Regions from separate parts of the Homo sapiens genome. Here region 1 is linked to region 2. A link is an interaction called in ENCODE POLR2A ChIA-PET data of the cell type or tissue named here. Cell type or tissue: A673. All regions are shown on one strand. Links, peaks and the distances in the headings refer to the core of each region. The heading gives the core; the rest is flanking DNA. Region 1 has its middle 35 kb from the start of MYO3B. Region 2 overlaps CERS6 (ceramide synthase 6).

Evidence for each region. ChIA-PET counts read pairs that join two places held together with the same protein. Peaks named below come from ENCODE experiments on the same cell type or tissue, not always from the same donor. Only the 100,000 strongest peaks of a DNase experiment are listed, where the experiment ranks them.
Region 1: POLR2A ChIA-PET joins it to region 2 with 5 read pairs; 1 of 35 experiments calls an interaction of 5 or more read pairs at or near these places.

The regions. Positions count from the first base shown.
Region 1 is chr2:170,139,600-170,146,088 of GRCh38, forward strand. No RefSeq gene overlaps it. Among named protein-coding and RNA genes, the nearest start is that of MYO3B, 35 kb to the right of the region's middle. In A673, for the core only: no CTCF peak of the experiment used is centred there; a DNase peak (open chromatin) is centred at 3,142; H3K27ac peaks cover 179 bases.
Region 2 is chr2:168,728,103-168,732,102 of GRCh38, forward strand. All of the region lies in intron 8 of CERS6 (ceramide synthase 6), which reads left to right. Among named protein-coding and RNA genes, the nearest start is that of CERS6-AS1, 56 kb to the right of the region's middle. In A673, for the core only: no CTCF peak of the experiment used is centred there; DNase peaks (open chromatin) are centred at 2,489 and 3,639.

The sequences.
Region 1 (6,489 bases), core at 1,124-5,123, 1.4 Mb after region 2:
ATGTGACCTTATTTGGAAATACGGTCTTTGCAGATGTAACTAAGTTAGGGATCTCAAGATGAGATCATACTAGGTTCAGGGTAAGCCCTAAACCCAGTGACTGGTGGGAGATAAGGAGTGAACACAGCTGCAGAGAAGAAGGTAATGGGAAAACACAGGCTGACGCCTGAGCGATGCGTCTAAGAACCAAAGACTCCAAGGCTCACCAGCACCCACCAGCAGCTAGGAGAGAGGTGTGGAACATCTAAGATCTTCCCCCTACAGCCTCTAGAGGAAACCAACCCTACCAAAACCTTAATCACAGACTTCCGGCCTCCAGAACTGTAAAAGAATAAATTTCCGTTGTTTTAATCCCTCAAGTTTGTGGTAATTTGTTCCAGCAGTCCTCATTAATGAACGCAATCTTGTTGGCTTCTGGATGGAGAACTGACTCTCAGGGAAGCCAAGGACACCCCTGAGGAGGCCACTGCAGTGATCCAAGTGAGGCCTGCTGTTTAGATCACAGTGGTGGCAGCAGAGTGGGGAGAATAAGTAGAATCCTGAAAATATGTTGCAGATAGAACTCAGAGGATTTGTTGGCAGGTTGGAGGTGGGGCATGAGAGAAAAAGTTTTTAGAAAGGTGTGTGGAGCCTCAGTAGCCAAAGACGTGGGCAGTGCTGGTTCTTAAGTTTATGCTTCTCACCCAGTGTTTCTGCAAACCAGTCTTCATTTTTCCCAGCCCCTGCTCCATGTTCAGCAGAGCTAGAGGGAGATACAAGCCTGGGGAGAGAGAAGAGACGTGTTCCGCTGTGTTGACTTCCTGTCCCTGTCAGCAACACTACCACAGGAGCTATTTCCAAATTCTAGCTTTTCCTCACACTCCCGGAGCGGCCTCACTGGGCCCCTCTGAGGTAGCAGCACCCACTGGCCCTCGTGCCCTCCTCAGTGGTCTAACTCTGTGGGTCCCTCCTTGAGACTGCAGGCTTTTGATGAGCCCAGCTCTTCTCTCTGTTCCCCCAGCCCTCCAGGCGGAGGCTGCTTCCTACAGTTACAACCTCTGTGCTGCCTCGGGGCCCCCTTTTGCCTTTCAGACTTCTAATACCTGGTTAACAATTATTTATATTAAACTCTGTGAGAATAATGGTGTGATTTCTAGTTCTCAAACAGACTCTGACTAATGCAGAAAGCATCAATGATCCCAAGAAAATCCTGAGCCACAGGAAGCACAGAGTTGCCATAGACAAGGCTGTGAACAGCAGGTTTGGGGCCTGGTTTGGGACCCGTTACATTTAGATGCCTGCTGGACATCATGAGGTGTCTGAGGGAGATCATGAGTGGGCTGTCGGGTATGTGAGTTTTGACTCCACGGGAGAGGCCTGGGTTGGAGATGGCCATGCGGAGGCCACAAACATGGGCATTCAGCACTACAGGCCTCCAAGGCAGCCTGGAGACATTCTGGGTCTTACATTTCTTCTCAGTTCTAGTATCTTAGCACAGATGGCATAGAGAGAGGCTTCGCAAATATTTGTGGAGAAAAGGATACATGGATAAGAGTCAGTGAATGGTATTAGTTGAGTTATCGTGCTTACAACAGTAAACAATTTCGAAAAGAAGAAGAAAGTTTCCTAGGAATAGAACCCAGAGGAAAGGGAGGAACACGGACACCTCAGAATCGACTTGCATGCATGGCAAGCCGGGTGCACGCACCAGGGTGGCTAGTCTCCAAAGCGGGCATTTTCCCCAACAGCAAGTGTCCCCTTGGGATTTTTTGGAACCCACGGCCCGGTTTTTCTCAGTCCAAAACTAACATTTGGAAAGAGAGGCTCAGTTCCCAGCACATGAACGTGAACCTCCCCTTTCTGAGCTTCCTTAGGGGTAAAATGTGGCCTTTCCTGTTGAGTGTTTCTTTTATTCACCCCAGGCCTCACACTTACCTTCCGTTCCGCTTCAAGTTCTGGGGCATTATTAATTATTCATCTCTCCCAGTCCTTTTTCCTGGGAGCAGGATTTCCCCTGGTTTAGTCTCATCTTCGGTCAGGTGGAACAATGGCAGGTAAGGCCCTTCCTCCTCTGCCAGGAGCACAGGGAGTGAAAAATAATGCCTGGACCCTGGTACCTCAGGCGGCCCCAGCAGGCTGGCGGCAGGGCCTCGGGTGTCAGGTGGCTGTCATGATTCTGTTTTTTTGCTTGTCGTTGCAGCAGCATTGGATGTGAGCAGCGAACGTGCCGAAGAGGACAAAACAAGGTAAGAGGAAGAATTTCCAAAGCCACTCATTCCCCCTTGGAGAACTAGACCTGGCTGTTCTTTCTGTCCTGCATTAATTGGTATCATCCTGAAGAAGAAGCTTCCTTTTTAAGAACATTACAGCTGCGAGTCATGTGACCGTGATTATGTCAGCTGCGGCATCAGAAGAGTTAAAATTAGTAAGGTTTCAGTAAATTTGACTTAAACTATGATTGAAAACTGCTGCGTACCCCTCCGCCTGCACGTTCCGGTAAACTGCCTGCTGTGCCCCTGTGATGGGCCTCACCTGCTTTCCCCGTGGGGATTAATGCAGCTCAAGGAGTGGGGCTGGTTCCCTTCCCCTTAGCTGTGTGACACCTTCCTCTCCCAGAGTAGCCCAGACCATGAGGGAGCCGCAATGCAGATGGAGCCACGGACAGATCGTTGCTGAGCGGGTCACTTTGGAAGCAGGTGGGCTGCAGAATTGCTCAGACCCACACCCCTAAGGGCTCTTGCTCAGGGCTTCGGTGAACTTACCTACCTGGTTTTTTCCCCTATAGTCCAAAACTTTTACCATGCAATCAGTCCTGTGACATTTTTGGAGGGAAAGCTTCAGAGTTCCAAGCACTAGGTAGGTAGGTGGGTGGTCTGATTCCCATTTCTGCCCACCACAGGCTGGGCAGGCCTGCCTCCTTCCCGGTCTCCAAGGCCGCCCCTCTGCGGGGCAGAGGGAAGCTGTTGGAAGGCCATGCCAGTGTTATCAGATAATAAGATGACAAGGTTTAGGATAGTGGAGAGAGGACAGATGCATGTAGCTTTCCTTACCCTCATTGTAACCACTGCTCTAAAACTGATTTATGCCGTTCTGCCGGCCCTGAAGCTGGCCAGGGAGTGCCTTTGCTGGCAGTCTGTCTTCAGATGGGAGGAGATAAGGGAGATCCGGAGAATGGATCATCAGGAAGCATTTAGAGAAAATTGCTTGCCCTCCCAGTGCCTTACACAGTCCACTGACAGACACTGTTGGTCGTGGCTGAGAGTTATTTCATGATTTTTAAAACAACTACAGAATGTAGTGTGTTCCCAGAGGCAATCACGAGCTCATTGTGTTCATCCTTGCTAATGCCTAGCAGAAAGGCTAGCTGTTGGAAGACTCTCACAAGGAGGCAAAAATGAGGTTGAGATGAGCACATTTTCTTCGGTGGCAATGGGCTTTGTGAGAGGTGGGAGTGGTGCTGGCTCCCATTGCTGCTGGGCATCCCCTGGAGTGGTCACTGCTGTTTGCCAGGAGTGGCTGTTCCCAAGCAGAAGACAATGAACCTAATGCTTTTGCTGTCCTCTTCCCCACTTGCCCAGATGATCTCCAGACAGATCTCTTGAGGGTTTCACTGGCTGCTTTGGGAGTAAATACTTGGTGTGGTCAAGTCCTCGGATGGAAACATGAAGAATGCTTTCCGGGTGGTTATCAGCGCAGGCAGGGGACTCCTTGATAAGGATTGCCTAAGACTTTGCTCTCTTATTCTAACCAGAATGAGAACATAGCTATTGTCTACTTAACATCAAAACCCCCACATATGAAGTCCAAAACAAATTCACTTACAGTTTTGCCTGGACAAGGCCATGCATTTAGGTATCTTGGCTCTGACACATGGCTTGGTTGTATTTTTTAATCAAAAATACACTTGGGCTAGTAGATTTGAGTATCCTCAATCTGCTTCTCTATGGTGGTGACCTTGGGCTCAGCCAGAATCTTTTGCCAGGTTGTGAACAGGCTTTTTTTTTTTTTTTTTTTGCCAAAACAGAAGATGACTTGACAAGGTAATCAGATATTGAGGTATAAGCATAAAGTAACGCTAAATAAATAATTATTTAAAAATTTGGAAAAGAATGTTTTTAAACCACTAGTCAGGAAACAGCAGTGCATTTTTTATGAATTGGCCTCCTGTAATTTTCAGTGGCCTTGGGCTTGTGGGCAGGAGGTAACTGCAGGGTTGGATTAGCTTATTGATGCAGTGTGCTTGGAAAGGACAGTAGGATAAAAGGTTTTTTAATTGGCGGGCCCGTGACCCTGCGACTGGCTGATCATCCTGGCGAGGAAGGAGACCTAAATTGATTTAAGGACCCTGCCAGCTTGCCATTGCCCTTCCTCCTTGTCTCTCTCCCCGCTCTGCCTCTGTCTCTTTGCTTTAGTCACTCCTCTTTTTCTGTTTCTCTCCCTCTCTTTGTTCTCTCTTACACTTGTCTCCACCTATAAACTTTACAAAATAGTAGATATAATTGGGTATATACATACCTTTAAAACATTCTGGAAAGAGTCTCCCCCACAACCCACCAACATTTTAACAAATATCTCTGAATGACAGGATTACACATGACTTTACTCATTTCCTTCATATATGTCAGTACTTTTTAGTTTTTTCAGTGACTATATCTTTCATACTCAGACATTTTTAATAAAAATGAGAAGTAGGATGCTGAGTTATCTACACAGGATGAAGGTAGTAGTCAAATGTGAAAACAGTTTGTGCAAGAGTCTCCTCCCTTGACTAACATCAGCTGGGGACAGTGTGGGGACAGTGTCTTCTTCAGTGATGTCCTCAGGCCTGGGAGAACCACTTCACAGAGTGGACTTTGATACGTGTTTGTGGCATTAATAATTAGGGAAAGATATATGATGAAAAGAAAAAAGCAATTTTGGAGGAGACAGCTGTTTGGTTTTCAAATGATTGCTATTGAAGATTCGCTCTACTTGAATAAAGTGAAAAGGATAGTGGTGTAGAACTAAAAGGCTTGACTGGACACAGGCAGGATTTAATAAAACTCTCATTTTTAACCCCAGTAATCTTTTACCAGAAAGAATATTACAGGGGTCGGGAAGTGGCTGTCTCCATGAAAAACAAATCTGGCAGATGTTTTTTAACCAAGAAAGTCAGTCCTCTGTGGGAATCCTAAATACTGGTCTTTGGTCACTTGCTAGAAATACACATAAAAGCAAGTGTGGGATGTGGGGCAGCTCCATTTTCTCTGTGTTTAACAAGCCTGTTTCTTTCAAGGAGAAATATTAATGGATTTCTCTGGTGCCCAAACCTACTTGTGGAAGGAGGAGCCTGACCTTACTGTCTCCCCATTCTACATAATCTGGGTGTTCAGCCAACTGGCACAGATGGGCCAGACGCCAGGCTCAGCAACGTGCCCTGTACGCAGCTTTCTACCTCCTTGAAAGCAATCACCTATAAATGTCTGGTGCGAAGACTACAAAAGTTGAACTAGTTAGTAAAATGCTAAGCTGCTTCCAACAAGACATTCATCTCAGCTATTGCTTTGATGGGTGAATTTAAAACTCTGCTAAAGGAATCTTTCCAGGAATTCCATCTCTAAAGCAGCACACTCCGGGACCTTAGTGGTGGAGAATCCACACCCATATTTTTCCCCCAAAAATCACTTGTCTAGTTGCCATGTCTCCTCAGGACTATATTGTATCACTCTGATGTTTCTAGAATATTTTGTGCTGAGTGACTTGCTTAGAAAAAAAAAAAAAAAGCAAAGCAATGGTAATAGCTAACAGAATTTGGATTGGTGATGACTAAGGACTCAAGGTGCAATTTCTGGTTGAGTAGTCACTTTATTTACTTGGCAGGATGACAGCAGTATTTTGAGAGAGTAATCTTTATTAATTTTGGTCCTAAAAAAAAGCCCTGAATTTTTTTTAGAGAGAGGCCCCCAAAGTATATTTTTTAATGTCAAAATAATATGAAAAAAAGGCTGAAATTTCAATAAGGGAATTCCTCAAGCACATTTTATGTTCAGCATCAACTGAATTGTGTTTTCTCTTCTATGTGGGCAATCCATGGACTGTTGTAAGTCTATAAGCTGTCGTGTCTAACATCTCATTAGCATTAGTGGAAGTATCATTGTGAATGGCCTTTCTCCTAAAGATAGATACGTTCCTGGTATGGATGGGTGACACTGCATGTCCCTACTACCATCCCTCTGTGCTTACTGTCTCCTTCGCTTCAGCCTCTTGAGTTCATTTGAAAAACTAGAGCCCCAGAATAGCAACAGATGACTCCAGGAATGCCCTGACTTTTGAAAACGTTTGTGGACACTCTGAGCCAGCCGTGAGCTGTGAAAAGACATCTACTCATCTTCCCTGCCTCCTACACGCCCTCTGGCTTTCCTCATTCAAATATAAATTTGCTTAAATGATTAAAGAGAAGTTAACTAAGTAAAAACAGTACCGCTTCCTGTGCAGAAATTACATGCTTGTTTTGATGAGGGCCATTTATTT
Region 2 (4,000 bases), core at 1-4,000:
TTGGAACACAGCCTTGCCCATCTATTAATATTGTCTTTGGCTGCTTTATGCTACAGTGGCATGGCTGAGTAGTTGTGACAGGGTTATGGCCCAGAAAGCCTAAAGTATTTGCTCTCTGGTCTCTTGCAGAAGAGACTTGCCAACTCTCTGGCTAAGCCATTAAACATTAGTCTCGTGAGTAATAATAAGGCAGTGTGGGTGGAGTGAAGTACTGAATACATTCAGACTTGGAATAGTCTTTAAAACTGTTGTCCACGTTAGGGGAAAAAAAAAATGCAACTACTCTTTTTTTTTTTTTTTTTTTTGAGATGGAGTCTTGCTCTGTCACCCAAGCTGGAGTGCAATGGCGCGATCTCGGCTCACTGCAACCTCTGCCTCCTGGGTTCAAGTGATTCTCCTGACTCAGCCTCTCAAGTAGCTGGGATTAAAAGCACCCACCACGCCCAGCTAATTTTTGTATTTTTAGTAGAGATGGGGTTTCACCAGGCTGACCAGGCTGGTCTCGAACTCCTGACCTCAGGCAATTACTCTTAATATTGAGAAGGGAGAACAGAATATGCTCTCGATTAAGTAGGCTTTTTCCTTTTGTGACTTGAATCAACAAAAAAATGCATTGTCGCCGGCCAGTCGCAGTGGCTCATGTCTGTAATCCCAGCACTTTGGGAGGCCGAGGAGGGCAGACTACCTGAGGTCAGGAGTTTGAGACTGGCCTGGCCAACATGGTGAAACCCCATCTCTACTAAAAATACAAAAAATAGCCGGGCATGGTGGCACACGCCTCTGTAATCCCAGCTACTCGGGAGGCTGAGGCAGGATAAAATTGCCAGAACCCGGGATGCGGAGGTTGCAGTGAGCCAAGATTGTGCCACTGCACTCCAGCCTGGCCGACAGAGCGAGACTCTGTCTCAAAAAAAAAAAAAAAAAAAAAGGTGCATTGTCCTAGTAACGCTCTCTACACAGAATTAATGTCTTAAGTGTTCCTTCCCAGTCCCTGCAGAGAAGGCTTTGCTGGAGGAAGAGAAAAAATAAAAAGATTGTTTGCTCAAGGTATTACAAGATGTGTTTACCATCTAGGGAGAAAATTCAGTATGACCATTTCATCTGTTTTAAAAATATCTGAGTGTCGTAATAAAGTCTCATGCTAGGACCGAGATTTGAAAATTGTGTATTTGACCAGGCATCTCACTTACTTGAGAGAACTGATGTTTTATGGAAAGTCCTAGAGCAGATGAAGAACCGTCGTCAACTATGTTTCTATTTGCTTAGGCTGTTATACAGCACAGTTATATACCAGGCTAGTGCTCTCCATCCTCACTTCCCATCACCTCCCTGACTTTGGTCTTGGGTCTCTCCTGCCAACTTTCCACTCCCATCCATGCTGAGCTTCCTCCCAACTGTCCTAAGCTCAGCCTTGGACTGCCATGTGCCTGTCCTTTGCCTTCTTCCCTGTGTGGACCAGTACCAGAACCATCCCAGAAACCTTCCCTGCAGAATCCCAGAGTGCAGGGCTCTGTGGTGCTATCAGAGCAGGCCACGCTGGCTGTGTCCTTTAGTTGGCAGAACCTCTTCCATGCCTCTGATGGCAGTGTTGCCAAGGAGACGGAACCACAGGATCATTGGCATCCCTAGAATCCTTCTGTTCCTTGTGGGGCTATGTCTTATCATATATTATCATTTAACTTTTGATATCTTTGTGTCTTGTTTCCCAGGCAAGAGAGCAAACACTTCACAAATTCCTCATAGATAAAGAATCATTTCTTCTTTATCGATCTGCTTATCACACGTTACTGTGAGCCTGCTGTGCATCAGGCACAGTGTGGGTGTTGGGGATGTAGATATTGATTAGGTTATGTGCCCAGGAACAGCTAGCACTAAAAAACCATCAATAAATATTTGTTAAATGGAGAATGAAATTTTAGCGTTTCCCCTGCAGTTTGGCACAATGACGACTGAGACTTTGCAGCCCATGTGCGTCTTTCCTTAAGATACGGAATCGGCCCAGTCGAAGAAGACAGACAAGAGTGACTTAGTAGCTTTCAAAAGCAGGAGCATCCCAGCCACTGAATTGTTTTGATCAGATAGAAACAGATCAGATGGAAACAGTACTGCCTTTAGTAAGTTTAATAAGTCCTGCCTTTATCCACAGCTGGTCATAAAACAGAAATGCTTAGTTTATAAAGTGGATTGTCAGTGAATTGGAAATACAAGCATCAAATGTATTTAAAGAAAATCACAAAACAAGTAGGTCTACTAAAATGCAGACTCTGGCTAGCTGTGACCAGCAGCCTGGTCTGAGGCTTTGATGATTGCGTGTTGTATGTTGGCTCCTGAGTGAAGCAAAGAGAGAGGGCAGCATGGGAAGGGAAGGACAAATGAGAAATAGCAGGGGGTGGGGAATTATCTTGCCCCTTCCATGCAGTCGTCCAAGGAAGAGTTCTGGCATAAAGATTTTAAATTCTGTATGAGGGACCTGGTGAGTCATCCCCAGCCACCCTGTGGATTTCTCATCAGGCTTACTGTGTTGTCAATTAGGTGCCCAACCTCAAATTCGTAACAAGCTCCATGTCTCTCAGGGCAAGTTGCAGCTACCCAATGTAACTATCTTAAGTACTTTTTTGAAAGGACGGCATATAAACCCACTTATAATTTTCACAAACAGTTGTGTCTTAAGACTACTTTATATTCTACAGTCTGCAGCCATGCATTAAAGAGACATTGCAAAATAAATATTTAATTTGATTTGTTTGGTGACTAATACATTGTGTTGTGATCTGTGAGTTATTCCGAAGTTATGAAGAAATGTAGAATCTAGGACTCATTAAAATATTTATTAAAATTGTTCAAAAAGGCCATTGGAAACATGTTCAAAGAAATGATTCTGCATACATTCCATATAAGAATGACCAGACTGAAACAATTCCAAATGCTTTTAAATTCTGAGAGATACAGAAGTACTGTTTTAATCACTTAATATTTTTAGATGGTCTTTGTAATTGATATATAAATATAGCAAAATGCATCTAATGAAATGGAATTGTCTGTTAGCTGTAATTCTGCTACCTAGTGGTGTATGCTAATTAAATAGGGAAATATTTGGGATTGTTTCCCAAAATAACATCCAGAGAGTGCCCTGAGTCACTTCTGTTCCAAACGAGCCTCCTACCTGCTAATTCTGTCGTGCTCTGCAGTCATAACTGATGTTAATCTGAAGCAGCACAAGACTGTGAACCATCAAATAATAGTAAAATATTTTTCAGTGGCTTTTTATTATACCTTTTGACTAATAATAAATGAACAAAACAAAATAAGGAAAAATTTCTAGTTATCACTGAGTTAACCAGAGTATTTCCATTAATCAAGATTTTAGTATACCAAATTTTCTAGTTTTTATCTCATGGAAATATAAGGGTATTTTATCTTTTGTATGCTACTGAAGGGAAAACATCATCATACAGCAATGAATACTTCAAGGTGATGTTCAAGTATCATTTGACCATGGGAAGGGAGGGACAAAGGAGAAGTAGCAGGGGGTGGGGAATTATCTTGCCCCTTCCATGCAGTCATCCAAGGAAGAGTTCTGGCATAACGATTTTAAATTCTGCATGAGGGACCTGGTGAGTCATCCCCAGCCACCCTTGGGGATTTCTCATCAGGTTTACTGTGTTGTCAATTAGGTGCCCAACCTCAAATTCATAACAAACTCCTTGTCTCTTCAGTGAATTCAGAAGATACGTGAAGCACTGAAGGAATTTTTCTTTGTGTACAAGTTCCTTAAATTACTTCCCTTTCCTAGAACACTGCATTATGTTAGGAGCACAATTTGCCAAGTCAGCATGTCATGAAAAATGATCAGAACCCTTTCTTATACATTAAGTCTACAATATATCGGAGAAATAAGTCAGTTGCTTCACAAAATAGGTTAAAGCTGCTGTGAAGAGGTAGGGAAGAAACAGAGCTTGAATGTCTCTCTAAGTAATGAATTATTCATGGCACTTGACCC